Linked DNA regions of Mus musculus: regions 2 and 3 are each linked to region 1. A link is a loop called in an ENCODE intact Hi-C map of the cell type or tissue named here. Cell type or tissue: heart. All regions are shown on one strand. Each heading gives the region's core, and the rest is flanking DNA. Links, peaks and the distances in the headings are about the cores only.

Region 1 (11,077 bases), core at 3,073-8,072:
CTTTTCCCTAATCACAGTGTAAAAATGATAGATAACATTTGTATCAAGTTAGGATTATGTAGGATTTTGGGTAATCAGGAGATGACTCAGTACATCAGTATATAGCAATGGTTCTCAACCTTCCTAATGCTGCAGCAAATCTTTTATGTACTTCTTCATGTTTTGGTGATACTCCCGCCCTCATTTCATGTAATTATTGCAATGCTACTTCATAAATGTAACTGTTGATATTGGTGTCTCTTGAAATGCTATGCATGCAGCCAAACATGAGAACGAGCAAGTGGACCTAGATTCTGAAGTTAGGACAAGGACTGAAGGAACAGAAGGGGCTTGCAACCCCATAAGGAGAACAACAAAATCAACCAAACAGAGCCTCACAAAACTCACATGCACTAAACCACCAAGCACATAGTACATGAGGGGATATCCAGAGTTCCAGCTGGATACCTAGCAGAGGAATGCCTTATCTGGCATCAATGGGAGGGAGTGCCCTTGGTCCTGTACAGGCATGATGATCCAGGGTTGGGCAATGCTAGGGCACTGAGGCAGGAGTGTTTGGACGAGGGGGTATAGGAGCACCCTCATACATAGAGGCAAAGCTAGAAGTAGAGAGGATGAGGTTTTTGGAGGGGGAACTGAGAAGGAGGATAACATTTGGGATGGAAATACATAAGAAAATTAATAAAGAAAAAGTAAAAATAAAGGTATAAAAGTCACAAATGGGGCAACCCTGGAGAAGGACAACTTACAAAAAACATCAGGGTCTACAGATGCAAGCCTCACCAACAGAACATAGAAAAGAGAATCTCAGGCAAAGGAAATACCATAGATGATATTAATAGATGATATTAAAAAGTCACTCAAAGAATATACATAGTAAAAAATTCCTAACTCAAAACATCTAGCTAATGCAGGACACAATAAAAAGAACAAAACTAAGAATAATGGAAAAAAAAGTGGGTGAGGGATAACAGTTCAAAGACCCAGAAAACATCTTCAACAATATGATTTTTAAAAGTCCTTAACCTAAAGACAGAGATGGCCTTAAATTTACAAGAAACCTACAACACACCAAATCATTTGGACCAATACAGAAAATCATCCTATCACATATTAAACAAAAGTATAAATGTACACAATAAAGAAAGAAAATATTACAAGCTCTAAGGAAAAAAAGTCAAGTAACATACAAAGAAAGACCTATGAGAATTACATTGACATGTCACCAGAAATGGTAATATCTAAAAGATCTTGGACAAATGTCTTTCAGACTCTAAGAGAACACAAAAGCCAGCCTTGGCTACTATACCCAGAAAATTCTTTATGACCATAGTTGGAGAAACTAAGATATTCTGCGACAAAAAACAAATTCAAACAATATCTTTCCACTAATTCAGCACTACAGAGGATACTAGAAGCAAAATTCCAACAGATTGAGTGTAATTATACCCAAGAAAACGCAAGAAATGAATAATCTCACAAGAGCCCCAAAGAAAAGGAAAAGCATGTTGTCTCCATTCCCTGCCCTATTATCTCTACGAGTTTACTAGTGTTTGTCAACCTACATGGTCTGTTGGAAAGGCATCACCCCAAGCCTCCACCACCAATAAGCAGGAGCAGAGAATGAAGAGGATGGAGAAGCTCAAAAGGGATCTCCAGAAGATCAAAAATGAGAGAGATGGACTCCAGGGAATCCTAGCCAATTACGCTAACAAGGATTTGAACAACTGGGAGTCATTATGCCCAGTTCTTTGCTGACTGTTTTGGGCCCTCTCTGTTAACCTCAGATTCCCTCATTTCACAGTAGCCTACAACAACAGGCTGTCCACACATCCAAATTCATTTGGCTGAATGGATTTTCGACACAGAACTTCAAGTTCAGATAGTCCTGAAATGGGACTCAGGAAATTTGATTTCTCCAAAGGAAAATCAGAGCCTGTGGTATGAATTACTGTCTGGGCTTAAGGGTTGTAGTGTGTGAGCCCTAATCCTGCATTGTAAGAATCCTATACAGGTATAAGTTTTGGGGAGATCAAAGTACACTGTGTTTATGGCCAATCATGTTTGCAATTGATCTGGAAGTAATTTGGGTTCAACTGGTCCTGTCAACAGATGGAGGGGCCTGGTCCCACATACTGTCTCTCAGTATAACTGGATTGGCCATAGTTCATCACTGCTTTTATCAAATTTTATTCATTATACTATCAGATAATGTGTGTTCATTTGTCATTCTGATTGTGTTTGATTATGTGGGGCAGTCAGTGTGTGTGTATGTTCCACTTAAGAGCTGGAGTGTCTGTATAGTATGCGGGGGCCCGAGATTTTGCTTGACACAGTTTCCAGCCAAAAATAGTGAAGACAGAGAGAGCCTCACTTTGAGGAGCACAGCATATGAGCTATGAGCTCACCTTAGGTGCACACTGGAAATGTAGTATCCTGTCGATACTGATTATGTCCTTTGGGAGTTTATGTAGCAACAGAAACAAGGATTGTCAATTAATTGTCTACAAACAGATGTGTCATCACAGGTTTTAGGTGGATCCAGGACTACGACACAGGTTCCTGGAAAGTTCTTGGAGAGCTAGTCTATTTTTCTTGCCCCTTCAGCAGGATAAAGTAGGTCAAATCCCTGCCTTTACTTCCCTGCCTCTACTGACCCCAGGCAAAGAGTAATAAGTTTGATAAGCTCCAAGTGGAACTGGTAACATGGAGCAATGTTGTGGCATATATGTGTTGGGGTAGTCCACGATTCAGCTTGAATTAACATGATCCTTGTATCCTTAGTTCACGGGATTATTTGTTCCTTGGGGCCATGCCCTCCCACAGAATCAAAAGTAGGACATTCATGCTAAAGATGCAACATGACCAGGTGATGACTGGCCTGAAAAGAATGCCTCAGGACATAGTGACGCCTTGTACAAATACAAGGAGTTGACTAAAGAAAATCAATTCTACTGGTGAGTGACTAACAGGGTCGTGATCCAAGCACTAGGCACAGGATATGTCTGCCCATCCTTGTCTTTGAACCAAAGTAGGGGCTCAGTTTATATACTGTTTGCCTCTAAACCAGAAGCCTGGCTCCTTCAAAGCAAGGCTCTAGGATTTTTACCTCTTAAAGTCATTTTGGCCAAGTGTGAAGTGTCTGTGAGCAACTCAAATCATTGTCCTTTCCAACAAAGTATATTTGAATGTAGATACATAGATAAGGTTTCCATGGGACACCTAGAAAGACTGTATGTTGGTTGGGTCTCTTCTCTTCTCGTAGAGAAGGTCTGCCTTCTACCTACAGGTGATTTTTAAATAACATGGACATATAAGCACACATGTCTTCCAGGTCCTCTTGAGAGATACTTAAGTCCCTGTTAGTGTCACAGTTTACAGATGTACCTCGGCTTCTGAAATATGGCTGTCCTCTAGATTTGACCTCTCTCAATGTGATGCTCCATGGCCAATCTGGACAGTTGTCTGGGGCTGTCTGGGCACCAGGGCCCATTGTGGCAGGGATGGTCCTTGGAGGAGTGGGAGGAAGATGGATGCTGACTTGTGTAATCATTTGTTTGTTTGTGATTCTGCATTGGGCACTGCCAAGTCCAGAGTGAATCTAACCATCTCCAGAACAAAGTCAGGATGTTGTGGAAGGAGAACAGACAGTTACTAGAGGAGCAGATTGCATTAGAAAATGCTCCAACGAATCCAAGAGGCTGTCTAAAGAAGGCAGCCTGAAAACTAATGACCTATGTACCAAGCAGCAGCAGGTAGGGTGCATAAATCATGAGGAGCAGGTTGCAGTCATGTCTAACCTTAAAAACAGTCAAGCCTAAGCAACCATCCTGTACCTTATCCAGGCTCTCTCCTATGTCTCATCCAGTTGTTCATTTCTGTGATCATTTCCAAGACTTTCTGTGCAGTTATCCTCTTTCAAGAAACTACATATTTGGGAAGTAAACAATCATGCTCAACTAAAAGCTGCATTTCCTTATGATAGATAGGTTGAACACATAGTATACAAGTACATGCCAGTATGCTAAATGAGTTCCATGTGCTTGCCTCCATTGTAGTAGCACAGAATATTGATTGATGAAGTCATTTGCTTCTTAGGGGTCATGTGAGATCACAGGCAGGACAAAATTTGCAAGTATTAGATGCCAGTGGAATTGCCATATGAGTGGAAATCATTGCCTTGGGTGGGGGGCTTGTATGCTTTCTCTCCCCTTTCCCTGCATTGCAAGATGGTCTCATCACTCTGCCTACATCTTGGCTCACACTGAAAGACAGTGAGCAGGTACTTGTCAGTCCTGTTTTCTGTCAGTGTTGCTAGAGTTCTTTCCTAGAGCTTATATTCTGGAGCTGACTGATCAACAGGGATATGAGAAAGGCTTCTCTCAGCCTGAGTGTTGGTGTGAGAGATGTGAGGCTTCAAGAATAAAATTTCACTAACACTCTCAACCTAGTCTAAGAAATGTGCCCTCTAAGAAATGTTAGTGCCCAAGGGATGGATAGCAGAGTCCAGTGTCTCACATTAAACATAAGCCTTCCATAGTCCCCATTCAACTGTTTCTCTACCATCCATTGTTATCTCCTCATAGTTTTCTACTCACTTATGATTTGTGGACAGAGAGAGTGACAGGTATATATATATATATATATATATATATATATATATATATATATATATATATATAGAGAGAGAGAGAGAGAGAGAGAGAGAATGTGTTTGTGTGTGGCATAAGCATGTGTGTACCAATATGTATATTGGTGGGTGTGTTGAAAGTCCAGTTATTTATGTAAGGTTTTGTTCAGTTTTATTTTTTTGTTTAATTTATTTATTTATTTATTTATTTGTGTGTTTGTTTGTTTGTTTGTTAATTGGGACAGCATCTTTTTGTTTGTTTTTTATTCAGCCTTTCTGTAACATATTCCCTGGAAACCAGGTCTGTCACTGAACCTGAGACTTCCTGTTTTGTTTAAGCCTTCTGAACAGCATCTGTGAATCTTCTGTCACCTCCCAGGAAGAGATCTTTGTAGGGTTTGGTCTCAATTAATTGTTAGGAGATTCAATTGCTCATAGCTAGCAAGATCATGGTGTTATTTTCTATAATTTTATACAAACATTTTAGTGTTTTGGGTTTTTTTATTTGTTTGTTTTTGTAACTGCCAATTCATTAACAAGGAGGAAGACAATGCTGTCTGCTTCAGGTGCCAGACACACAACTTGACTCGATGTGCCTTCTCATGAGTTTTATCTCATCCTGATGGAAACTTCAGAAAGTGGTAGTAGGGATGGGGTAGACCAGAGGTGGTCTTACCCAAGAAACCTGGGCTATATGTTATCCACAGTGGAGTGTTTCAACAATTAATGCCTTTCTTAACTAAGAGAAACCAAGTTGCCAACACTTAAAAGTGAATGAAAACATAGATAGTCCAGCCCACCTTTTCCAAATCTTACCATGTGACCTCAGATTCCCCTTGCCAGTCCTTCCCTCATTCATTACAACTTCCAGACCCTGGGTTTGGAGGCCCACCCATGTGAGAAAAAAACCCCAAAGCAGGCATGGTACCCTTGGAATACGAGTATGATATGGGGAACAAAAGGAGTACTCAAAAACAGCTAGCTGAAGAAATGAGACAAAATGGGGCTCCAAGGATCTCGATGTTCCTATTGAAAGAACACTTAGGAACCTAAAACAACAGCCTATCCTTCTAAGATGGGAGTGTTGGTCTCTTGGAGATCATGGGCCAGGAGTCCAGGCACCCCGGAGTCACAAAAGATGGTTCCCTGGCCTGGTGGGAAAGCATTGGTGTTGTTTGAGGAACGACAGAAGCCAACTTACCTGGATTATCGTGGCTCTCCACCCACTGGTCCTCAGACTCCAGTGGCCCTGGGATCAAGCTTCTTCGTGAAGTTCCACTTCTGTGTTTGTATTCTGCTTCAGGGCCTTCACAAAGCACTCTTTCTCTTGCCTGCCTCGTGGATGCTGTCAGGGATCACAGGTGATACTCAGAACCCTGTGTCAGGAGGTAAGGACACCAGGCCAGATGTGACCTTCGTGGCCACTTCCAATCCAGCCACACGCTCTTGTCCCCCTCCCAGTTGGTCACTGCTAGCTCTTCTTTCTAGGCAGAGGAGTTCCTGGACCCCTGACAGCAAGCCCTTTCAGCTCTATGGTATGAAGAGGTGACTCAGGATGTCACTTCCGGAATTATCTAGGAACCAGGTCCTCCAATCTTCTCTATGGCAGCTATCTCAGAGCAGAGCTTCTCGGGCCCAATATACTCCTAGGACAGAAGGACAGTCTCCAGTTTTATTGTTTTCTAATTAAACTCTTTAGTAATAAAAAGTTAAACATGTAAGCATTTTAAAAATAAAACTTAGACTCCTTTGCCTTCATTGCACTAAGATAAACCCCTGGAATCTAATGAGTGTCTTTCTGGCTTCACCAAGTGGATTCATGGAATCCTGCACTGCAACCCTTTGCTGATATTGTTTTGCTGAGTTTATCATAGACATGATTTTGCTTCTGTACAGATTATCTCTCATTGTTTTGCAGAATGCTGCATTGAAGAAAAATCAAGGCATGTTAAATCACTAACCTCTTTTCGGCTGGCATTATTAACTTGTGTGTGTGTGTGTGTGTGTGTGTGTGTGTGTGTGTGTGCGTGCGCGCGCATGTGCACATGCACAACTGTGTTTTTAAATTGGGTATTTTCTTTACTCACATTTTCCCGTATCCAGGTTTCCCCTCAAAAAAAAAAACCTCCCCCAATTCCCTTTCCACTCCCCTTTTTACCATCCTACCCATTCCTGGTTCCTGGCACTGGCATTATATAGCATGAACTGTAATGTGTTGAATTGCAGCTACTGGATAATATCTATGGCTAACTGTTTTTATTGGTGCTAGAGAGTCTTATGAGAGGTAGCTAAGCTAGGTTTAGAGAGCAGAATATATTTCAGCTTGGAGCTTGCTGGAGGATGTTCTTCTGAACTCTCTCTTTTAGAACCATGAATCTTGTGTGGACCCACTTGTGTGTTCAGAGGACCGATTTGCCTGTTTTATATCATACTTGTAGAAGCAGCAAATATCTGCATGGAAAAAGTTCCTGACAAGGAAATCAGCACAGGCCCAGGCAGAACAAGTTGGGTTAATTTAAGAATCGATTACACAGCTCAGGTCCTAATACTTCCTCAGTTGTCAGGAAATGTGCTGTAATATAGCAGTGTTTTCATAGGTGTGTGTGTGTGTGTGTGTGTGTGTGTGTGTGTGTGTGTGTTTGTGTGTGTGTCTGTGTGTATGTATATATATATATATATATATATCTTTGTATGTGTTTTTGCCCAGGTGTTTGTGAGCATGTTTATGTGTCATATTTGTGTAATGGTAGGTGCTTGTTGTAGGTGCAAGTATATAGTACTGTTCATTCATGTATTCTTTTCTTTTATGTGTGTGTGCATGTATATGTTAAGGCACGTATTCATGTGTCTCTGTACACATATGTATGTATTTGATTGTATATATTCACATAGTCACTTGGTGAGCAAACACCTTAAATGATATAATAGAGGACAACTTAAAAGAGAAAAGTACTCTGTCAGTTCATTTTGCATTGGGGAAACAGCTCTTCATCATGCCTCTCCACCTAGCTCACTAGAACAAATGGAGACAAACATGGTATAAAGTCAGATTTTGAAGGGTTTGTAGAGGGAAAAGTGCTTATCTGTATTGAAATCATTTGTAAGAAAAGAAAGGAAGGTGGAACCTGGAATTAGCAATGAGCCTGCTGTGTTAAACCCATTTGGCTGAGAGTCAAAAAGGCTGGCTAAGCCTCTGTGTTCCGTCTCTGCACATCATGAATAGTGACTGCACAGTGGAGGACCAGGGGGCTTCTTGCATCTTCTTGGCATCCTAGATTATTTCCTCCTTGCCTGCTACCATTTTCTTTCCAACTTTGTCTATGCTTCATTCAGTCTTCCTTCCTTGGAGTTTGTTCAGGGTGTTATGATTTGAAAGACTGAGTTGTTTGGGGTTGAGACTGTCCCAAGCCGAAGTGCCATAAGTATGGTGAAGTGTAAGAACAGGGCTGCCTCAGACAGACCCTTAGGCTCATGATAGTCAGAAGAGCAAACACTCTGTTCTGTCTGTAGCCCTCTGTAATTCCTGTTATTAAAAACAGCTTTAAAGTTTCACCAGCTCAGGACAGGTATTCTTGCTTCCTGGAGTTCCAGATACAGAACTCCCAGCACCATGTCTGCCCATATGATGCCATGCTTTTGCCAAGACAAAAATGTACTAAAATATTGAAAATATAAGCCCAGTTTCAACCTCCCACATCCAATTCTACATTTTCCAACCATCTAAGTAGTTTAGCTGCATTTCCACCCAGGTCAATACCAGACAGTGGGCTTATGGCAAATATAGTCTAACATCTCTGCATTTGGTCTGCCCAGTGGCTTTTCCACACCTTTACTGCATGGCAAAAAAGCAAAACCACACTAAGAGAAGGAGGTAGTATGGAGGTGGGATAACTAACTGAAGACTTTTGAAAGGCTACATGGAAACCAACAATTGTAGAACCATTATAATATACAAATCCATATAAACGAGGTTTAAATAGAATTAATCTCTTATGCTCTGACAATGCCTCCCCTAAATCCCATAAACTATCAAATGAAAAACCCAGGGGCAGTTTTAGGTTATTTTGTTTTGGGTTGTTCATCATTGAAGTCTAATACCCACTCAGGAAACATTAAACATTAAGCATTACATTATACTACACTTCACTACACTACACTAGCCAACCCCACACAATGTGTGTATCTCTCCATGTTAAAATGTTCATGTGTACTACATATATCAGACACATACACACACATTTTTATAAAAAAAATTTTTATCTAACAACCACTGAAAAATGTCATGCCCTGTCCCTGACTTTCCATTCTTCAGAGAACGATGATCTGTAAGCAGAGCCAAAACTTAGAAATGAAGAAGGCATTCAGTACTTAGTGAAAGAAATGCATAAGGCATTCAGTACTTAATGAAATCTTTGGTCCTGGGTAACCCCATAGGCTGCCCCTACCATTTCTCATTGCATGTCATCTGCTCCTCACTGTCATGGCGACATTCTTCTACTCTGTACAGCTATAGTCCTGTCGTCTCCTCATACTTGGAAAACCTACTGAGATTTGTTGAAAGTTTTGTCCTTTTTTTGTGTTAATAATCAAAGGAAAGTAGACTAGAATAAAACCTGTGTTGTTGTAAATCTCTCCAACCCAAATATATCCCGGCAAGCAACATTACAATATGATTACATGCAGTGCACCTATATTGGGCAGATCTACCACTACATTACCAACTTTCTGAGCTTATGGGACCTCTTAGAACTTGCAGTTTCTCCAGACCATGTGCTTCTGCTCCACTTTTCTCCTTCTTCCTCCTCCTGTGTGTCCTCTCCCTCTTCCATTTTCTTCTTCTACTCCCCCCCCTCTGCTCCACCTTCCCTTTTACCTGCCCAATCATCAGCTCTCCTTTATTTTACAAATTAAAATGGAAATCAGGTTTACAGGAAATCACCTGAGTGCTGACTCATTTCTCTTTCAAACCACTCATGGGAGAACAGAATTAACATCTTACATAATTAGCCCCAGGGCTTCCACAGGAACCCTGTGATGGGATCATGTGCAGTTTCCTCTCTATTATTCCTGCTAGGAAGAACCAGGGGCAATGCCCTTGAGCTTCAATCAATGTCAACCCTGGTGTTGCATGTTGACCTCTGGAGGTGTCTTTCTACTAAAGGCTCATCCCTATACTCTACAGTCTTTGACTCTAAACAGCAGGAATGGGATCAGGCATAGGTGTCTTCCAGAAAGCTCTAATGGTTATTGTAATACTCAGGCACTGCTCTAAGCCACAATGTTACCTTCTCCCTCTTTAGAGCAGGATTCTCTAATCCCAAGAAATAGAGATTTGGTGCAAACTAATAAGAGGCCATCAGGACTTTGAGACAGATGGTCAGGGGAGGAAAAGGGCAAGATTAGAAATTTTGCATCTGAGGCCCCTTCAGGAGGTTTTCATGTTTTTAAAATGCCCTTGCACAAACACCAAAGATGCAAGTCTGGTACATTCTACAGGAATCAAACAGATCCCATGTGAGTGGAGGCTGACATCATTTCCCCTGAAATAAACTTCAGCAAATGTTTGAAGAATAGCCATTTGATAAGTCCCATGTTGACTTTCTGGAGCTATCATTACAAAGTACCACTAAGTGGATGCCTTAATCAATACAGGATTTTTATCCTCTATTCTGAAATTCAGGAGTTCAAAACTATGGTGACTTAATTTCTTCTCCTGTTGCTGTGATATAATATCCTTAGGCAAGGGCTAGCTTTCTTTGCTGCCCAGGCAATTTTCAGGGCCTGCTCTCCTGAGTGCTTCAGCTTGTGAGGAGCAGAGCCAGGTGTAACACTGTTGGGTAGCTTAACCTGATATCTAGTGATGCTATTTGTGCAGGTAGATAACAGCTTGACATCAGTCTTTACATGACTAAACTGTCCCGAGTATGCAGTGTGGACTGAGACACTTCCTTTTCTCTTTCAGATAGATATTCCTAGGCTTGAAAGCATTCTGTCAGCCACTCTCAAGGACCAATCTTGTAGCATCCAAACTGATTATGGAGTCTCAAATGGCCACTTGTCTTGTAGCTGTTGTAGCAGATGAATGAAGTTACAGGCCTGGAATGTAACTCAGGGAGCATGGCCTTTTATTAGGTTCAATCATAGCACTGGGAGATCAAAGAGAAGGAAAAATTACCTCATCTTATCCAGACTTGTTGGAGAAAAAAACTGAGGCTCGATGGAGGCTTTTAAAGTCTGCCACCCTCCTCATAGATTCCTCCCAGACTCCATTTATTGCCCTTAATTGAGTAGATATATTCTCAGGGGAAAGTTTTCATAGTTGGGGTATAACCCAGAATATAAATACGAATACATAGATCGTTAAATTCTGTGTCTGTGGTGACTGGCTGATGAGATGGCTCAGTGGAAAAGGTAATTCGACCAAGCGTAGAGACCTGAGTTCCTTCC
Region 2 (11,077 bases), core at 2,642-7,641, 290 kb before region 1:
GTATCCTAGCAATAAAACAGTGAATAAGAAAGCAAAGAAACTCTTAATCAATGGAAAGATCAGCTAGGAGATGGGAGAGGAACTTCACTAAGTGTACATATGACAGAGAGCTCATTTCTAGACAATCGGATGGTGTTAAAAACTAAACACCAGGAAACCTGCCTGTTAAACATTAAAACATTTTAAATTTAAACATTTCAAAATGTTCTATGGCTGTCCATGGTAGAGCACACCTGTAATCCCAGCAGTCAGAAGGCAGAGGCAAGAAGAACTGCATGAGCCTCCGGACAGGCTGGTCTATGTACTAGATTCTGGGACAGCAGGGATAATTAGAGAGTCCCAGTCTCAAACACACTCCCTTCTAATGTTCTGTCAAACCGAACAGAATCTTCAAAAGAAGAGAAAGAAATGGATCATAGATATGTATTTAAATGTTTAATATCCTTCCTCATCAGAAAAAAATTCAAATTCAAATAGTTTTAACCTTGTATCTTACTGCAGTCAGAATGGCTATTACAAATAGACTAAATGACCACAACTGTTGGCATGAGTGTAGGGTAAGAGAATATATATTCACATGTACAGTCATTATGAAAAACAGGAGAAATGTTCTAGAAAACATTGCTAGAGATAGATCTTCTATATAAACCAGCTGTACTATTTGTGGTGGTTTGAATGAGAAGAACCCTTATAGGCTCATAGATTTGAATACTTGGTAAACAGGGTATAGCACTCTTTGATGGTATTCAGAGCTATGGCCTTGTTGTGGGGATGGGCTTTAAAGTTTCAAAAGCCCAGCTCAGGGCCAGAATCCCTGCTTCCTGCAGATCCAGATCTAGAACTCTCAGCTACTTCTCCAACACCATGTCTGCCTCTGCATGATTCTGTCAAGACAAAAATTTACTAAAGTTCTGAAATGGTAAGCAGGCCCCCATTTAAATGCTCTCATTAAAAGGTCCATCATGGTCCTGATGTCTCTTTCTAGCAAGAGAACACAGACTCAGACACTATTCCAGGGCATATAGCCAAAGGCATTATCCTAAGACAGACACCTGGGTGTGCTCATGTTCCCTCCTGCTTTATTCACAATAGCCAGGACATCAAAACAACCCAGACATAAATATAACTGATGAAAGGATAATGAGTACATGGTTCATATACACAATGGTAATGAACTATGACAATATAAATGAAATTTACAGGTTAATGGATGGACACATGAATAATATTTTTGAGTGATATAACCCAGACCCAAAAGGACAAATACCACATCATGTGTCTTATGTGGATGGTAACATTGAATGTCTAGAGATGTGCATTTAAACTGCAGTATCCATAGAAGGTAATGCACTAGTGTTGGGTTATAGGAGGATATTTCAAGAAAATAATAGAACACATAATTTGTGAAGGAGAAAAAGGAAAACAGTAGGACAGAGTGAGGTAAATGTCTTGGGAGATTGCAGAGGAGTGTGGTGGCTTGAATATGGGAGTGGTACTTTTAGGAGTTGTGGCCTTGTTAGAAACAGTGTGTCAGTGTGGAGGGTAGGCATTGAGACCCGCATACTAAACATATGTCCTGGAGTCTCCTCACATCAATAAATCTCAGACTAACACCTGGGACAGTAGACTATCATGTCCAGAATTTGGTAAAGTTGAGTGGGTTAGATGTCCCAGACCTACAGTAGATGGCAAAAGTGTCACCTGCTTCCTACCAGGCCTCTTTCATGGGACCAAAATCTCTACATAGCAACATGGCCTGTGGTTATTTAGAAGAGAATAGGGTTCTCCCTGCTAGTGAGGTAATAGAAGATGGTAGGGTTCAGTCAATAAGCTTCCCTTCCTGGACATTCCTTCCTCAGAAGTTACTTAACTTCTAGTCTAACCTTAAGACATGTTATGCTTTCATTTCCATGAAAAACAATCAATAAACAGTTTACAACCAAGGACTGTCTCTCTCATCAAACCAACTGTGGGTTACATGGAGAAAAAGCCTTTGCCTACAGAGCCTTGCCATCTAAGTCTCCATCAGAAGGCCCCTCAATACTCCTGGGCTAGTCACCTCTGAGCTAATCCAGAATTCCCCATTCCCTGATTTCAGGGCTAGTTCTTAGCCTGCTGGCCTCCTCCATGCTCAGCTCCTCTGAGACTTCTAGCAGTGCCTACATGTCCAAGATTCTGAGAACCCCTTGCCCAGTTATCCTTGCAGGCCAGCAGGGTCAAACCTGCTGTGAACTCTCTGCAACACAGCACTGTCTGGATGTCCAGGATTTTGTGGGTCCCTGTCCCCAGACTCCTAAACATAGGCCCGTGGAATTCAGAACAATATACTACCCAATGAAAAGCCCAGGGACAAGTTTGGGTTATCTTGTTTGGGGTTGCTCATCATTGAGTCTCAAACACTCTCCCCAATCATTAAAGACTACTGCCATTTCCTTCCTTCTTTTCTGGAAGATAATGGTAAGAACACATTGCTGAAGAAGATGGTATCTGGCACAGGCATCAATTCAGGGATCTATCTCATTATTTTCTGTGTGTTGAGAACATATTTATCACTCTTTTGCAGTTACTTGGAGATATTTGGCCCATTACAACCCACCAAATTTCTATAGATGTGGTAATCCCTTGGTAGCTGAGATTGCAACTCCCTGTCCCCCATCACCCTCCCAACATCTGTCTTAAGATCTGGCAACTGTTATTCTAATTTCAGCTTCTCTAAGTGGGCTAAACTGAAGAGGGAGCCCAGGGCCTCATGTATACCAAGCAGCAAACACTACAAGAGAATACACTGTACTTCACCACAACACACTGCACCACACCACACTACAGTATACTACACTAGAGAACCCCCAGTCCTCCTGTTTCTCTGAGATCAACTTTCTTTCTTAGCCCTTTCTCAGCCTTCCTGCATGGATTATCTGCCCAAACAAGGTGAATTTAATAAACGAAAGTGAACTTTTTCTACTTTCATAATCCACATTGAAATTTACCGTGAACTCTGTGCAGAGTTCATGACCACCAGGAACACCTGGCCTCCCTTCTCCCCATTGTCACTTACTGGGTTCCCTCTCCATTTTTTCTGTTGTCTTTCTAATCTGAGGATACAGCCTTGGATACTCAGATTTTGGGTACTTTGTCCTTTCCTTCAGACCTCTGTATTTGCTGTGTCTCCCCTTAGGACTCTGTGCATCAGGCTGAGTACTTAGTAGAGCTGTTTCTAACTCTGCATCAGCAGATACTCACAAGAGCTTCTGGCCCTCAGACAGGTGGTTCTTCAAAGCTTTAGAGAAGAGATGTGACTCTGAAGAACACCCTAAGTGCTGCAGATGGATGGCTGCTGAACAAACTCTATGACTAGTTGTCCCAGGAGAATTTTGGGACTCCTCCAAATCTGGCTGCACTGCAGCTTCTCCTAGAATTCAATGTGGATGCCTTACAGGTTAAGAGGATCAGTCAAGTACCAACAAGGTGGCCACATGGACGCATCCAGAAAGGCATGGTACAGGAGAAGCTGAAAGTCCTACATGTTCATGTGAAGGCTGCTAAGGGAACATTAATGTCCAGGCAGCTAGGGTGAGGGTTTTGACCACACACACAGTGTCCCATATACTCTAACTTGGCCACTCCTTCTTATGTTGCCACTCAGTGGGTTGAGCATATAAAAACCATAACAAATATTGATGCAAAAATACTCAATAATGTCTTGGAAACTGTTTCTAATTACACATGCAAATGATCACTCACCATGATCCAATATGCATCATGTATAGGATGTAAGAATGATTCAATGTTTTCGAATTCATCAAAGTAATATACTATGTAATAAATTTAAGAAATTATTATTTGATCATCTCATTAGATACTGTATCAACCCACGGATGCAGGAATGATTCAATATATGGACATCCATCAATGTAATCCACTATATAAAATAACTTAAAATATATTGGATAATCTCATCAGATGCTGAAAAAGTGTTTGACAATATACAATATAACTTCAAGATAAATGCATTGGAGGAATCAGAAAGTCACTTTTCAGAAAGAAACGAGCAAAATAGAGCAATCCAGTTGCCAACATCAAAATATATGGAGAAAAATTTGAAGCCATCCCATTAAAATCAGAGACAAGGAAAGACTTCCCCCTCTTCCCCTATGTATTCAACATAGTCTTTGACATTTTAGCCAGAGCAATCAGGCAAAAATGCAGATCAAAGTGATACAAATTGGAAGGGAGGAATTCAAGACACTACAATTTGAGGAGTATGGAATATTACACATAAGTGAGCTCAAAAAAAAAAATCCAGGAGAGAACTCCTACAGCTGATAAACCACTTCAGCAAAGTCAATGGATACAAAATTAACACAAACAATCCAGGAACTTTCCTCTACTCAAAGGATAATTATACTGAGGAAGAGATTTTTTAAAACTACATACTTCACAATAATCACAAACAATATCTTAGTGTGACTCTAACAAAGCAAGGGAAAGATCTGAATGACAAGAACATTAAGTCTCTGAACAAAGAAATCAAAGAAGACCTTAGAAGATGGAAAGATCTCCCATGGTCATTGATGAGCAGGATTAATATAGTAAAAAAGGTCCATCTTGCCAAAAGCAATCTACGGATTCAATGCAATCCCCATCACAATTCCAACTCATTCCTTCACAGAGATAGAAAAAGCTATTCTCAAATTTATCTGAAATAACATAAACCCAGTATAGCAAAAACTATTCCTAACAATAAAAGAATGGCTCAGGAAATCACCATCCCTGATCTCAAAATATACCACAGGGCAATAGTGATAAAAATGTCATGTTTCTGGTATAGAGAGACAAGTAGACCAACAGAATAGAATTGAAGACCTAGAAATGAACCTACATTCATATGGTCACTTGATCTTTGTCAAAGGAGCCAAAACCATCCAGTGGATAAAAGACAGCATTTTCAACAATTGGTGCTTGTTCAACTGGCAGTCGGCATATAGAAGAATGCAAATTGATGTATTCTTATCTCCTTGTACAAAGCTCTAGTCCAAGTCACTCAAGGACCTCCACGAAAAACAAGATACATTGAATCTAATACAAGAGAGAGCAGTAAAGAACCTCAAACACATTGTCACAGGGAAAATGTTCCTGTACAGGACACCAATGACTCATGCTGTAGGACCAAAAACAGTGTCAAATGGGACCCCATAAAATTGAAAAGCTTTGTAAGTCAAAGGATGCTGTCAAAAGGACAAAATTGCACACACATATAGGGAAAACTTCTGTACCAACCCTACATCTGATAGAGGGCTAATATCCAAAATATAAAAAGAACTCAAGAAGTTACACTCCAGAGATCCTAATAACCCTATTAAAGAATGGGGTACAGAGCTAAACAGAAAATTCTCAACTGAGGAATCTTGAATGGCTGAGATGTACTTAAGAAATGTTCAACATCTTTAGTCATCAGGGAAATGCAAATCAAAATGACCCTAAGTTTCCACTTCACAGCACTCAGATGGGCCAAGAACAAAACTCAGCTGAGAAGTGATTCTGGCAAGAATGTGAAGAAAGAAGAACATTCCTCCATTCCTGCGGGGACTGCAAGTTGGAAAATCCACTTTGGAGATCAATCTGGCAATTCCTGAGAAAGTTGGAAATGGTTCTACCTCAAATACACCATGGTACATATACCCAGAAGATTCTTCAATATATTAAAAGGAAACATGCACCACTATGTTCATAGCAGCCTTAAATATAATGACCAGACTCTGAAAACAACCCAGATGTCCCTCAACAGAAGAATGGATACAGAAAATATTGTACAGTGTACAGAAGTACTACTCAGCTTTTAAAAACATTACTTCATGAAATTCAAAGGCCAATGTTTGGAAGTTGAAATATCATCCTGAGTGTGGTATCCTAGTCACAAAAGGATACACATGGTATGTAGTTATTGATAAGTGGAAATTGGTCAAAAAATGCATGGAATGCCCACAATAAAACTAACAGACCATGGGAAACTGAAGAAGAAGGAAGATCACACCAAAGTGTAAATGCTACAGTTCTACTCAGAGGGGGAAGAAAAGAATGTTTGGAAGTAGGAGAAGCGAAGGATCTGGGAGGGAGAGAAGAGTAGGAGGTAAAGGGGGTTCTGGCTCAGATATGGGAGGAGATGGGGAAGAACTACAGAGGGAAAATCATTTGAAAGGAGGTCTGTAGCCATTGGGGAGGGGGAACTGTGTGTAGCCACTATAAAGTCTCAGATGCCAGGGACCCAAGAGATTCCCAGAACCCAACAGGGAGGACATTAGCCTAAATACCAAACAAAGGGGAAGTAGGAACTATACAGACCATATTTATTGGATAAGCATGGCAACCTTTTAAGGTTGGGGCTACCCAACCACCTCAAAAGTAATAATGCAGAAATTTTTCTCTCAAAAGGAAATGCAGGGATAAAGAAAAGAGCAGAGCTTGAAGGAAAGGCCATCCAGAGACTGTCCAAACTTGGGATCCATTCCATCTGGAGTCACCAAACCCAGTCACTACTGCTGATGTCAAGAAATCTGATGCTGTCAGGAGCCTGGTTTCTTTCTTTCTTTCTTCCTTTCTTTCTTTCTTTCTTTCTTTCTTTCTTTCTTTCTTTCTTTCTTTCTTTCTTTCTTTCTTTCTTTCTTTCTTTCTTTCTTTCTTTCATTCTTCCTTCCTTCCTTCCTTCCTTCCTTCCTTCCTTCCTTCCTTCCTCTGTCTCTCTCTGTCTCTCTTTGTCTCTCTCTGTCTCTCTCTCTCTCTCCCCTCCCTCCCTTTCTCCCTCCCCCCTCTCGTTTTTTCCCCTCAGGTGGAAGAACATTTTTGTTCCTTTTCCCTAATCACAGTATAAAAATGATAGATAACATTTGTATCAAGTTAGGATTATGTAGGATTTTGGGTAATCAGGAGATGACTCAGTACATCAGTATATAGCAATGGTTCTCAACTTCCTACTGCTGCAGCAAATCTTTTATGTACTTCTTCATATTTTGGTGATACTCCCGCCCCCATATCATGTAATTATTGCAATGCTACTTCATAAATGTAACTTTTGGTATTGGTGTCTCTTGAAATGCTATGCATGCAACCAAACATGAGAACGAGCGAGTGGACCTAGATTCTGAAGTTAGGACAAGGACTGAAGGAACAGAAGGGGCCTGCAACCCCATAAGGAGAACAACAAAATCAACCAAACAGAGCCTCACAAAACTCACATGCACTAAACCACCAAGCACATAGTACATGAGGGGATATCCAGAGTTCCAGCTGGATACGTAGTAGAGGAATGCCTTATCTGGCATCAATGGGAGGGAATGCCCTTGGTCCTGTACAGGCATGATGATCCAGGGTTGGGCAATGCTAGGGCACTGAGGCAGGAGTGTTTGGACGAGGGGCTATATGAGCACCCTCATACATAGAGGCAATGCTAGAAGTAGAGGGGATGAGGTTTTGGAGGGGGAACTGAGGAGGAGGATAACATTTGGGATGGAAATACATAAGAAAATCAATAAAGAAAAAGTAAAAATAAAGGTATAAAAATCACAAATGGGGCAACCCTGGAGAAGGACAACTTACAAAAAACATCAGGGTCTACAGATGCAACCCTCACCAACAGAACATAGAAAAGAGAATCTCAGGCAAAGGAAATGCCATAGATGATAATAATAGATGATATTAAAAAGTCACTCAAAGAATATACAGAGTAAAAAATTCCTAACTCAAAACATCTAGCTAATGCAGGACACAATAAAAAGAACAAAACTAAGAATAATGGAAAAAGAAGTGGGTGAGGGATAACAGTTCAAAGACCCAGAAAACATCTTCAACAATATGATTTTTAAAAGTCCTTAACCTAAAGACAGAGATGGCCTTAAATTTACAAGAAACCTACAACACACCAAATCATTTGGACCAATACAGAAAATCATCCTATTTATTAAACATATATATTAAACAAAAGTATAAATGTACACAATAAAGAAAGAAAATATTACAAGCTCTAAGGAAAGAAAGTCAAGTAACATACAAAGAAAGACCTATGAGAATTTCATTGACATGTCACCAGAAATGGTAATATCTAAAAGATCTTGGACAAATGTCTTTCAGACTCTAAGAAAACAAAAAAGCCAGCCTTGGCTACTATACCCAGAAAACTCTTTATGACCATAGTTGGAGAAACTAAGATATTCTGGGACAAAAACAAATTCAAACAATCTCTTTCCACTAATTCAGCACTACAGAGGATACTAGAAGCAAAATTCCAACAGATTGAGTGTAATTATACCCAAGAAAACACAAGAAATGAATAATCTCACAAGAGCCCCAAAGAAAGGGAAAAGCATGTTGTCTCCATTCCCTGCCCTATTATCTCTACGAGTTTACTAGTGTTTGTCAATCTACATGGTCTGTTGGAAAGGCATCACCCCAAGCCTCCACCACCAATAAGCAGGAGCAGAGAATGAAGAGGATGGAAAAGCTCAAAAGGGATCTCCAGAAGATCAAAAATGAGAGAGATGGACTCCAGGGAATCCTAGCCAATTACACTAACAAGGATTTGAACAACAGGTAGTCATTATGCCCAGTTCTTTGCTGACTGTCTTGGGCCCTCTCTGTTAACCGCAGATTCCCTCATATCACAGGAGGCTACACCAACAGGCGGTCCACATATCCAAATTCATTTTGCTGATTGGATTTTTGACACAGAACTTCAAGTTCAGATAGGAATGATATGGGTCTTAGGCACTTATGACTCCTCCAAAAGTAAATCAGAGCCTGTGGTATGAATCTTAGTCTGGGCATAAGGGTAGTATTGTGTGAGTCCTAATCCTGCATTGTAAGAATCCTATACAGGTGTTGGTTTGTGGGAGATACCAGGTCCTCTCTGTTTATGGCCAATCATGATTGCAGTTTACATGGAGGTAATTTGGGTCCAACTAGTCCAGTCAACAGCTGGAGGGCCCTCGTCCCACATACTGTCTCTCAGTATAACTGGATTGGCCATAGTTCATTACTGCTTTAATCAAATTTTATTCACTATACTATCAGATAATATGTGTTCATTTGGCATTCTGATTGTGTTTGATTATGGGGGGTAGTCAGTGTGTGTGTGTGTGTGTGTGTGTGTGTGTGTGTGTGTGTGTGTTCCACTTAAGAGCTGGAGTGTCTGTATAGTATTCTGGGGCCTAAGATTTTGCTTGACACAGTTTCCAGCCAAAAATAGTGAAGATAGAGGGAGCCTTACTTTGAGCAGCACAGCATATGAGCTCTGTGCTCACCTTAGGTGCACACTGGAAATGTAGTATCCTGTAGATACTGATTATGTCCTTTGGGAGTTTATGTAGCAACAGAAGCAAGGATTGACAATTCCTTGTCTACAAACAGATGTGTCATCACAGGTTTAAGGGGGACCCAGGACTATGGCACAGGTTCCTGGAAAGTTCTTGGGGAGCTAGTCTATTTTTCTTGCCCCTTCAGCAAGATAAAGTAGGTCAAATCCCTGCCTTTACTTCCCTGCCTCTACTGACCCCAGGCAAAGAGTAATAAGTTTGATAAGCTCAAGTGGAACTGGTAACATGGAGCAATGTAGTGGCATATATGTGTTGGGGTAGTCCATGATTCAACTTGAATTAACATGATTCTTGTATCCTTAGTTCATGGGATTCTTTGTTCATTGAGCCATGCCCTCCCACAGAATCAAAATTAGGACATTCATGCTCAAGATGCAATATGACCAGGTGATGACTGACCTGAAGAGAATGCCCCAGGACATCAGTGAGGCCTTGTCCAAGTGCAAGCAGTTGACTAAAGAAAATCAGTTCTACTGGTGAGTGACTAACAGGGTCATGATCCAAGCACTAGGCACAGGATATGTCTGCCCATCCTTGTCTTTGACCCAAAGTAGAGGCTCAGTTTATATACTGTTTGTCTCTAAACCAGAAGCCTGGCTCCTTCAAAGCAAGGCTCTAGGATTTTTACCTCTTAAAGTCATTTTGGCCAAGTGTGAAGAGTCTGTGAGCAACTCAAATCATTGTCCTTTACAACAAAGTATATTTGAATGTAGATACATAGATAAGGTTTCCATGGGACACCTAGAAAGACTGTATGTTGGTTGGGTCTCTTCTCTTCTCCTAGAGAAGGTCTGCCTTCTACCTACAGGTGATTTTTAAATAACATGGACATATAAGCACACATGTGTTCCAGGTCCTCTTGAGAGATACTTAAGTCCCTGTTAGTGTCACAGTTTACAGATGTACCACGGCTTCTGAAATATGGCTGTCCTCTGGATTTGACCTCTCTCAATGTGATGCTCCGTTGCCAGTCTGGACAGTTGTCTGGGATGCCTGGGCGCCAGGGTACATTGTGGCAGGGATGGTCCTTGGAAGAAAGGGAGGAAGATGGATGCTGACTTGTGTAATCATTTGTTTGTTTGTGACTCGGCATCGGGCACTGCCACCTCCAGAGTGAATCTAACCATCTCCAGCACAAAGTCAGGATGTTGTGGAAGGAGAACAGACAGTTGCTAGAGGAGCAGATTGCACTAGAAAATGCTCCAACAAATCAAAGAAGCTGTGTAAAGAAGGCAGCCTGAAAACCAATGATCTATGTACCAAGCAGCAGCAGGTAGGGTGCATAAATCATGAGGAGAAGGTTGCAGTCATGTCTAACCTTAAGCACAGTCAAGCCTAAGCAACAGTCCTGTACCTAATCCATGCTCTCTCCTATGTCTCATCCAGTTGTTCATTTCTCTGATCATTTCCAAGACTTTATGTGCAGTTATCCTCCTTCAAGAAACTACATATTTGGGAAGTAAACAATCATGCTCAACTAAAAGCTGCATTTCCTTATGATAGATAGGTTGAACACATAGTACATAAGTACATGCCAGTATGCTAAATGAGTTCCATGTGCTTGCCTCCATTGTAGTAGCACAGAATGTTGATTGATGAAGTCATTTGCTTCTTAGGGGTCATGTGAGATCACAGGCAGGACAAAATTTGCAAGTATTAGATCCCAGTGGAATTGCCATATGAGTGGAAATCATTGCCTTGGGTGGGGGGCTTGT
Region 3 (11,077 bases), core at 2,377-7,376, 280 kb before region 1:
GTGGTATCGTAGTCACAAAAGGATACACATGGTATGTAGTTATTGATAAGTAGAAATTGGTCAAAAAATGCATGGAATGCCCACAATACAACTAACAGACCATGGGAAACTGAAGAAGAAGGAAGATCACACCAAAGTGTAAATGCTACAGTTCTACTCAGAACCCATATGATGCTGTGCTTTTGCCAAGACAAAAATGTACTAAAATTTTGAAAATATGAGCCCAGTTTCAACCTCCCACATCCAATTCTACATTTTCCAACCATCTAAGTAGTTTAGCTGCATTTCCATCCAGGTCAATACCAGACAGTGGGCTTATGGCAAATATAGTCTAACATCTCTGCATTTGGTCTGCCCAGTGGCTTTTCCACACCTTTACTGCAGGGCAAAAAAGCAAAACCACACTAAGAGAAGGAGGTAGTATGGAGGTGGGATAACTAACTGAAGACTTTTGAAAGGCTACATGGAAACCAACAATTGTAGAACCATTATAATATACAAATCCATATAAACGAGGTTTAAATAGAATTAATCTCTTATGCTCTGACAATGCCTCCCCTAAATCCCATAAACTATCAAATGAAAAACCCAGGGGCAGTTTTAGGTTATTTTGTTTTGGGTTGTTCATCATTGAAGTCTAATACCCACTCAGGAAACATTAAACATTAAGCATTACATTATACTACACTTCACTACACTACACTAGCCAACCCCACACAATGTGTGTATCTCTCCATGTTAAAATGTTCATGTGTACTACATATATCAGACACATACACACACATTTTTATAAAAAAAATTTTTATCTAACAACCACTGAAAAATGTCATGCCCTGTCCCTGACTTTCCATTCTTCAGAGAACGATGATCTGTAAGCAGAGCCAAAACTTAGAAATGAAGAAGGCATTCAGTACTTAGTGAAAGAAATGCATAAGGCATTCAGTACTTAATGAAATCTTTGGTCCTGGGTAACCCCATAGGCTGCCCCTACCATTTCTCATTGCATGTCATCTGCTCCTCACTGTCATGGCGACATTCTTCTACTCTGTACAGCTATAGTCCTGTCGTCTCCTCATACTTGGAAAACCTACTGAGATTTGTTGAAAGTTTTGTCCTTTTTTTGTGTTAATAATCAAAGGAAAGTAGACTAGAATAAAACCTGTGTTGTTGTAAATCTCTCCAACCCAAATATATCCCGGCAAGCAACATTACAATATGATTACATGCAGTGCACCTATATTGGGCAGATCTACCACTACATTACCAACTTTCTGAGCTTATGGGACCTCTTAGAACTTGCAGTTTCTCCAGACCATGTGCTTCTGCTCCACTTTTCTCCTTCTTCCTCCTCCTGTGTGTCCTCTCCCTCTTCCATTTTCTTCTTCTACTCCCCCCCCCACTCTGCTCCACCTTCCCTTTTACCTGCCCAATCATCAGCTCTCCTTTATTTTACAAATTAAAATGGAAATCAGGTTTACAGGAAATCACCTGAGTGCTGACTCATTTCTCTTTCAAACCACTCATGGGAGAACAGAATTAACATCTTACATAATTAGCCCCAGGGCTTCCACAGGAACCCTGTGATGGGATCATGTGCAGTTTCCTCTCTATTATTCCTGCTAGGAAGAACCAGGGGCAATGCCCTTGAGCTTCAATCAATGTCAACCCTGGTGTTGCATGTTGACCTCTGGAGGTGTCTTTCTACTAAAGGCTCATCCCTATACTCTACAGTCTTTGACTCTAAACAGCAGGAATGGGATCAGGCATAGGTGTCTTCCAGAAAGCTCTAATGGTTATTGTAATACTCAGGCACTGCTCTAAGCCACAATGTTACCTTCTCCCTCTTTAGAGCAGGATTCTCTAATCCCAAGAAATAGAGATTTGGTGCAAACTAATAAGAGGCCATCAGGACTTTGAGACAGATGGTCTGGGGAGGAAAAGGGCAAGATTAGAAATTTTGCATCTGAGGCCCCTTCAGGAGGTTTTCGTGTTTTTAAAATGCCCTTGCACAAACACCAAAGATGCAAGTCTGGTACATTCTACAGGAATCAAACAGATCCCATGTGAGTGGAGGCTGACATCATTTCCCCTGAAATAAACTTCAGCAAATGTTTGAAGAATAGCCATTTGATAAGTCCCATGTTGATTTTCTGGAGCTATCATTACAAAGTACCACAAAGTGGATGCCTTAATCAATACAGGATTTTTATCCTCTATTCTGAAATTCAGGAGTTCAAAACTATGGTGACTTAATTTCTTCTCCTGTTGCTGTGATATAATATCCTTAGGCAAGGGCTAGCTTTCTTTGCTGCCCAGGCAATTTTCAGGGCCTGCTCTCCTGAGTGCTTCAGCTTGTGAGGAGCAGAGCCAGGTGTAACACTGTCGGGTAGCTTAACCTGATATCTAGTGATGCTATTTGTGCAGGTAGATAACAGCTTGACATCAGTCTTTACATGACTAAACTGTCCCAAATATGCAGTGTGGACTGAGACACTTCCTTTTCTCTTTCAGATAGATATTCCTAGGCTTGAAAGCATTCTGTCAGCCACTCTCAAGGACCAATCTTGTAGCATCCAAACTGATTATGGAGTCTCAAATGGCCACTTGTCTTGTAGCTGTTGTAGCAGATGAATGAAGTTACAGGCCTGGAATGTAACTCAGGGAGCATGGCCTTTTATTAGGTTCAATCATAGCACTGGGAGATCAAAGAGAAGGAAAAATTACCTCATCTTATCCAGACTTGTTGGAGAAAAAAACTGAGGCTCGATGGAGGCTTTTAAAGTCTGCCACCCTCCTCATAGATTCCTCCCAGACTCCATTTATTGCCCTTAATTGAGTAGATATATTCTCAGGGGAAAGTTTTCATAGTTGGGGTATAACCCAGAATATAAATACGAATACATAGATCGTTAAATTCTGTGTCTGTGGTCACTGGCTGATGAGATGGCTCAGTGGAAAAGGTAATTCGACCAAGCGTAGAGACCTGAGTTCCTTCCCTGTGACCCACATCATAGGCAAGAAAAAACTCCATCAGTTGTCCTCTGACTTTCATGTAGGTGGGGGTGCCAGGTCTTAACAGCTCAAGTTTCCCACTGCTCACTTGCACTGAGAACTCTCCATCTGATACACACATGTAATTATATGACTCTGTGCACCATTTGAGAGGTTCAGTACTTTTTTATTTTCACGTTTGTTGCCCAGAAGCTAGAGAAACCAGGGAGGCCAGCATCGGACCATCACCTGAAACACAGCTTAGGGATTATGGATATAGGGAACTTGTAACTGAGGTGTGAATATCATGTGTTCCAAACTGCTCTAAATGGTTTTCAATACATGCATGGCCAACTGTAGTAGATGCTGTTATTTCATTGCTGTTTCTTTGTTGCTATAGTTTTGTTTTACTGTCTACCTCTGATTACATCAAAGAGATACAAAAACTGTGATGAAATTTGCACTAATCCCTGTGGCATGTTGAAGCCTCATTAGCTGTCAGAGTCTGCTTTAGTGAGGATGCTGGCCTGGATGATGTACAGCTGCTTCGGGTCACCTGTACTGCCATATGCTAATATCTTCCTCTGACAAAATAGCAGTTATCAGTGACACAGAGTGAAATGACTTACAGTGCTAGCACTCCTAGGTTTAAGCAGACACCAGTTGCAAAGTACGAAGAACCCTAAGAGGGAGGCATATGCCCAGGCTGACAACAGTAGGCTATGAAACAATTAAATTGACCTGGGAGTTGACAGTGGAATGTGAGGTGCAGGCAGAGGCCTAGTAAGAGTGTCTGACAGTTTTCCAGGTAGAAGGTATTCCCACCACTAGAAGGTCTTTGGATCTGTGCTCTAGGCAGCATAAGGAGAGTAATGAAAGTCACTGTCTTGTGAAATTGCTGCTGAGACAATTGCTTCCTCTTCTGAATATACACAGTGGAGTTGGCTCAAGATCAAACAGAAACAGCCATAGCTGTAGTTCATTCCTCTGTAGAACATTCTCCTTCTCTTTTCAGCCCACATGGATTAATCATGTACCACCTTGTTCTCTGGACACTCACATGACAGGGATATGGTCCTACTTTCCTGTTATGTATACCAGAAGATCACTTTTAAATGACCCAGGTGGCAAATCAAGTTGCATCAGGAATAAGTGCATTCTCTCTCACTGAGCCCAGACAGGGCAGCCCAGCTAGGGAAAAGAGATCTAAAGGCAGGTATCAGAGTCTAAATCCGAGGCAGCACCCACTCCAATTGTTAGTCACCCACATGAAGACCAAGATGTACATCTGTTTCATTTATGTAACAGTCCTAGTTCAAGCCCCTACATGGTGTTGGCTCATTGTTCAGTCTCTGTGAACCCCAAGGGCCCAGATTAGTTGACTGTAGGTCCTCTTGTGGCTTCCTAACCCTTCTGGCTACTACAACCCTTCCACCAACACTTCCACAAGACTCTGACCACAGCCTAATGTTTGGCATTGGTTATCTGCATTTTTACATTTCAAGGGTGATGGAGAGAGCATGCAATTAGAGGGACTGCCCACTACAGGTCAAAATGGAAACCTCTCAGCAGCCTGCAGCAGCTACTTGTAAAAAAGGATGGTGTCTGTGGTCTTGAGAAACAGGAGACACATTCCTCCTGGGTTCCTGCCATTTGAAATTAGGGATTGCCTGATGTAGGCTGTGATAGAAACATCTCAATAGCCTGTGGAAGCTCTTCATACTAAAGCATAATTCCCCTTTATCTTAATCTTAGCCTTGTACAATCACTGCATAGAATTCATTGTGCATGACAGCTTTTCAGCTGGCCTTGATATGTATTCTATTATATCTGAATTTCCTATTTCTTTCTTCTTCTGCTCAGGTGTAGTCTGTGAACCTCGATGTTTCTTGATGTAATGATTCTTAAACTATGAAAAATTGAGATATAAGGGCTCAGTACAGCACAGTTTAAAATGTTACAAGTGTATGCTGTGTGTTCTCATCTTGGAAACAATGTAATGATAATGGTGTAATGGTAGTTCCAGATTAATGCATAACTTTCAAAGAAAGTTTGAAGAAATTATTAGAAAATGAAAGAGAGATAACATCGGGAACCGAGAAATGTAAAAGATATTGAAGTTCTAAAATTAGTTTCACACAACATTTGAGAGTAGTCCTCAATAGTAAAGTATAGAATATGTCATACCGTATGCCAGTCAAACTAAGTCAAAACGCTGGGACTCTTACAAGGGTTATTGTGTGCAATGTATAGAATCAGAAAGCTAGCAGAAGTACTGAGTTAAGGGTTAAGCACCTCTGACCCATTCAGTGCTTTGGTAGAGGCTTTCCCAGCAGAGCCCTACCCTGCAAAGCAGGGTTTGGATCTCCAGTACATACCAGCCACTCAAATGGATACTATGTTTCCTTTTATAAAGAAATGGAAGAGTCCATTCAGCCACCACCTGGAAGGCTCTATCTCATTTTCAGAGCCACTTCAATTGTAGGATTTTAACTTAGTACCAGCTCCATTGTCTTATGCCAGTATTCTCTGCATTGCCCACTTTCCTGTGGTAGTGTCAGTGATGAGCTCTGCACTATGATTTGTCCCTGTTACCTGGTGTTGCTGCTCCCAAAACCTGCTTCTCTGATCCAAAGAGAAACTTCAAATCACATTCTAAACTGCTTTGGCTCTGAAAGGAAATGGGTGCTTCTACTTTGTTACAACAAAGTAAAAATACCTTAAGAAACACTTTCTATAGGTATGATTCATTCCACTAATATAGCACACAAAGAAGGACAAAAATCCATATTAGGGGATGGAGAAATAGCTCTTCATTTGAGAATATTTTTCTCAAAGACCCACATGGCATCTAATAGTCCTCTGTCATTTTTAGTTCCAGGTGAAATCCAATAACTTCTTCTGGCCTTTGGGAAATGGCATGCAAGTGTTGCACAGCCCTACAGAAGGCAAATCATGCATAAATACAAAATAAATCCAAATAACAAACAGAATCACCACTGGGTGGGTGGGAAACGAGGGCAAAACCTCATAGAGCATATGGGCCTGGATTTTGTCTCAGCTTTTAAAAACATCTGGATACTGAATACTGAACTACACACTGTGCTTGTGTTAAAACCCCAAAAAGGAACCAGATGTATTGTCAAGCACAAAATTCACTCTCATAATAAAGAAAAACAACAAAATAACAAAAAAATAATACATCCCTATCTCAAAAGGTCCTAAAATTGAATATCTGTAGTAGTATTTACCACTGATAGAACATTTGAAGGAAAGCAGTAGCATACATGTCTGTGTTTTCTACCAGCTTTTATATTCCTTTAGAATATGTTTTTATTTCCTGAAAGACATTTCAGAAATACTGATATATTTCCCATTAATTTGTTCAACACTATCATTCACAGTATTTTAGCAGCAGCTAAATATTTGACATGCAAGTATACATCATGGATAATTTTTCCATCGTGAAGTTGGTATCCACAGAGTTGGACACACTAGACACACTGAATGTACAATCAATTGCTTTTGTAGCTCAGTCTGGCTGGGAAGTCATTATGAAACCCAAGCCCCTTACAGAGATCCATCTGTGTCTGATAGGTGTGAGATTTCAATAGGGTGATACCACACCTGAATAAAGAAGTTTCTTAAGAGTGAAGAGTTAGAGATCACTGTTTTATTCACAAGAATACATCCAATTTACTCAATAGTAACTAAAAGTGGGCAGTCAATATGTACAGTGTATAGCCTTATCAAAATATTAAATCAATTACAAAACCAAACAACACCAAAGAAACAAACAAACAAAAAAACAAAAAAACTTCTATTGAAACTAAAGAAAACCAAAGAACAAAAGTAATCAAAGCTCAAATCAAAATCTAAAAACAAGAATTGTGCTAAAGAGCCTTCTTTGGCTGTTGTTTTGCAGCACAGACTTACAGCCCATGGCTGTCCTTGGCAACACAGTAGAAAATAAGTTACTTCTGGTAACAATCTTTACAAGAGGAATGTAAGTAGGTCTCCTTTTTTGGAGTATGGTTTTGAAAAATATGGACACCCAAGACTAAGCAGAAAACATGTTACAGAATTTAGCTCAAAGTCTTTGTGATTTTGTACAATGATTTTCTAATTTTCCTTGATGACCTATCAGGACAAGACAAATTTACACTCAGAATCTTCCTGTTTTCCCAGCAGCTCTTGATGTGTCTCAGCACATGTCTGAATCCCTCTACATGCTCACTCTTGCTGAGCCTGAGCCCAGATGAAATTAAGGGCTATTCATTGCAAGGAAACAAAAGTAAAGGAAGAAAATGCAGCAGATGATAGCCATGATTACTGGGGATGAGGTGAAGTATTTGCTTTGCACACACAGAGGTCCTCCTATAGAATTTATCTTCAAAGGAGACCTTGTGCTGGTCTGTTCCATGTTCCAGTTTCTGCTGGAGTATTTCACACCTGGGGCAGGAAGGAACAACGGTCCCGTTAGTGTTTTTCAATTCAGCTCTACGTCCCACACTAGATCTATTCAGCTGGATAATCTATTATTATGACCTATCATCTGCTGAGGTCATTACCTGCATCCCCAAGTGTCATAGAGCACTTGGGCTTGTAATTATTTCTCAGCTTTTAAAAATGGCTAGAAACTGAGCGGTGAACTACACACCGTACTGGAGTTTAAAAGAAAAACACTATATTACTCCAATAGTCCAGGTATAATATATTGAATAATAACATTGTAGCAATGTCTCAGTCTGAGTTCAAGGGAGATGTGAACAACCTAGAAAACCATGTGGATGCCTTATGGGGAACCTGCCTAGAATTGAAGTGAAGGCTATGATTATTTCTCTAGTGCAGGATCCTGACAGGGTTCCACTCATCAATTTCTATATCTGGAAATAACCAGAGAAAACATATCACATGAAATCCACAGGCACTGCATGGGTCCTAAAATCAGAAAGAATGTGCTAACTGAAAATATTCCCATGGCTAGGAACTGAATTTTAAAAGTGATGGCCATGAAGGAATATAACAACACACCTGTATATCTAAGCCTGTTGTAGAGCACTCTGTCAAATATACAAATTATTTGTATTCACATAACACTAGCACCTTATATTTAAGCAAACTGCTTAGATTCCCCAGTTAATGCTATTATAAAAATCTCCAGGATATTTTGTAGACATAAAAAACAAATCTTAAATGAGATAAGTATATAGTGAGCAAAGCATATAGACAGCTCAGTCAGTGATATGCTTTCCCCTCATGAACCAGGGTTCTTGGTACATTATTCAATCTGTCTTAGCAAGTTCCAAAGGCTGTGTAGTGTAGGCTTCTCTGCCAGCAAAGGATCACGTGTTGGTGGTGGACTAGCCTCTCCTTCACTGTTTCAGTCTTGTCCCAAAGTAAACAGTTCCTTCCATTAGAGGCTCCCTTTATCATTGCCTGACCTACTTGGTGTCCAAAGGTATGATCCCAGAAAAATAGGAAGTCATTATAAATAGGATCCAATGGAACAATGTTCTTCAAATAATATAACTGTGTCAGGGATATTTTGAGTAATATGAGGCTAACTAGTTGAAGGTCAAATACTTGCATAAATTATCTCACACTGAGCCATAGTTCATGAAAGGGCTGCATCACATAGTATATTTTCACTCTTTAGCTGATGGACATCAGGATATCATCTTCTTCCGGACTACTCTGAGGACCATTACAGACCTCATGTGCCCTAGAGACTCTGTGTATATCTACTCTTTTTTTTTTGGAATCTCTGGGTCAAGGGGAAATTCTTTTCTACTTTCTGAACCTTGCTTCTCAAACACCTACCTGATTTTATACTACCAGACCTGTCTGAAGGTCCTCATTTCTCCCAACCCCCATTTAGGCTCATTCTAACTCTGATAAAATGATTTTGAATAACAGCAATTGCAGAATGCTACACAGATAAAATAGTGTGAGTTCTTTAGATTATTATGACCCTCAAGGGGCTCCTGAAACGTCCTGTTTTGCAGCACAGCTATGGGAATTCTGCTGGATGCAGGTACAGCTACAAGCAACACAATCTCTCAATGATTAGAATCCAAACCAAATTATAAGGCAAAGTTTTACTGAGTAGAGGAAGCTGGAAAGGCAATGGTAGCAAGCAATGTGGAAAGAATCTGGAATGCTGAGAAGACACAGTGAGCCACCTGACATTACAGTGGGCCTTCATAATTCTTCCAGAGCAGAAAAGGGACATAACATGGATTTTATATACTAACCTCCTCCTCAACTCTATGTACCATATTCCGATGATTTTCTCCAAAAGATTTCAATGTGGTTCAGTAATATGGCCCCTAGCCAGTGGAAAGTCTGACTTTACATGAGCTTTTGTGTCCTTTTTTTTTTTTTTTCTCCCCTTGGGAGCTAGGTAGAGTTGCATACTAAATGGACTGCTGTATTTGATTTTTTCATGGGTGCAATCTGAAATCTCAGGGGCTTTACTCATCATGCTTGGTCGGTAGAGACGGACACAGTTGCATGTCTACACAAACAGACACACAAACACATATACACACACAAACACAGTTGTATATTCAAGCATCCATACCATAAACACTTACAAAAGCATTTTGCATTACACAAACACCCAATTAACAATAAATACACTGAGTCACAGCTGGTACACACACACACACACACACACACACACCCTTGACAACAGAGCACTAAATTGCCAAGAAAGAGATTTCTACCTATAGCCTCCAGTAAGCCACATTTTGACTCATCACAGTCCCCTCACTAAACCTACACTGAGTCTTTTTAGCATCCGAGGAAGACTGTGACTTTTGATCATTACTCAGGAACTTTTCAACACATTACATATGTGATATTAAATCATCCTCAATATCAGTCAGGAGAAATCTAGTTAAATGACCTGCTGTGACATTTCTGAAATGCAGCACTCTGCACAAATCTGAGTGAGAATCTATCCTGAAACAAAGCCTTGTCCAAACATATATTTAGCAAAACAATGTCAGCAGAGTCATGCACTGTAGGCTTCTATGTATGCTCATGGTTAAGCCAATAAGACAAGCCAGAATCTCCTAGGCAACAACTCTAAGCAGGAAAAATTAAGAAATCTAATACTTATTTTAAAAATAGTACTATTGTTTAATGATTTGTTGGTAGTGGACAGGAGATGAAAAGTCTACTGGACATCAAACAACAGGATGTATCAGGTTTTTTGAGAGACCTAGGCCCAAAGAAATAAGAATGACTATACAAAATCAGATGTCCTTAACTGGCCTGACAAAACACAAAGGTACAAATTGGCATAAGCACCCATAAACACACATATACAAGCACACACACACACATAAAAACAAGGGAGCAAAAAACAATGAAGAATCTGTCATGCTAGAGGAACAAATATTTTAGACTATGCTAAGCAGATGTTTAAACTGAGAAATTCAACTCTAGTATTCTCACCAGAGAAATAGAAATCCCTAAAGAACATTCTTCTTGGTAAGAATGAGGGGTATATATGGAGAAATTTTTTCATGAAGCCTCAAAACTCTCACACCAACTGAGATTGTGAGAAGCCTTTCCTACATCCCTGCTCATTCAGTGAGCTCCAGACCACAAGGCCCAGGAACTCCAACTCCAACAGCACTCAAAACAAAATAGGACTGACAAGCTGCTACTCAGGCTTACTCAGTGTGAATCAAGATCTACAGGGGAAAGGGTTGGGGTGGGGGACAAAAACTTCCAAAAGGCAACAGTGAAATCCACTTATTTGTCAGTTACACTAAGCTATCATCCCTGCAATCGATGTCCTACCTGGAATCCTACCTGATCCCCATAATGCAAATGAGCTTCAGGACTTTACTTCTTCCTTCAATGCTCCACACTGATCTAAAGAAGGGGTGCAGCACAGCACCCTTCAAACTTAATATCATGTAGAGTTGTGATGTGTAATCAACTAATCTCCCCTAGTGAACTGCAGATTATAGCAGGGCAGAAAAATTTGCTTGCTAAACATATAGTTTCTTGAAAAAGGCTACCTCCACAGAAAGCCTTGTAGATGATCACCTAAATAAACACTTGG

The links. Peaks named below come from ENCODE experiments on the same cell type or tissue, not always from the same donor. Only the 100,000 strongest peaks of a DNase experiment are listed, where the experiment ranks them.
Region 2: it touches region 1 in a loop (8-fold over the local background); 8 of 42 quality-filtered maps call a loop at or near these places.
Region 3: it touches region 1 in a loop (30-fold over the local background); 9 of 42 quality-filtered maps call a loop at or near these places.

The regions. Positions count from the first base shown.
Region 1 is chr14:43,270,118-43,281,194 of GRCm38, reverse strand. Gm9732 (predicted gene 9732) reads right to left here and starts at 6,159. Exons shown (of 4, transcript NR_154584.1): 1 at 5,832-6,159. In heart, for the core only: no CTCF peak of the experiment used is centred there; DNase peaks (open chromatin) are centred at 3,524, 5,244, 5,864 and 7,834.
Region 2 is chr14:43,561,870-43,572,946 of GRCm38, reverse strand. The region is part of intron 5 of Gm21154; the gene reads right to left. Among named protein-coding and RNA genes, the nearest start is that of Gm5799, 24 kb to the right of the region's middle. In heart, for the core only: no CTCF peak of the experiment used is centred there; no DNase peak of the experiment used is centred there.
Region 3 is chr14:43,546,759-43,557,835 of GRCm38, reverse strand. All of the region lies in intron 5 of Gm21154, which reads right to left. Gm5799 reads right to left here. Exons shown (of 5, transcript XM_030248249.1): 5 at 6,643-7,443. Among named protein-coding and RNA genes, the nearest start is that of Gm5799, 8.7 kb to the right of the region's middle. In heart, for the core only: no CTCF peak of the experiment used is centred there; a DNase peak (open chromatin) is centred at 5,365.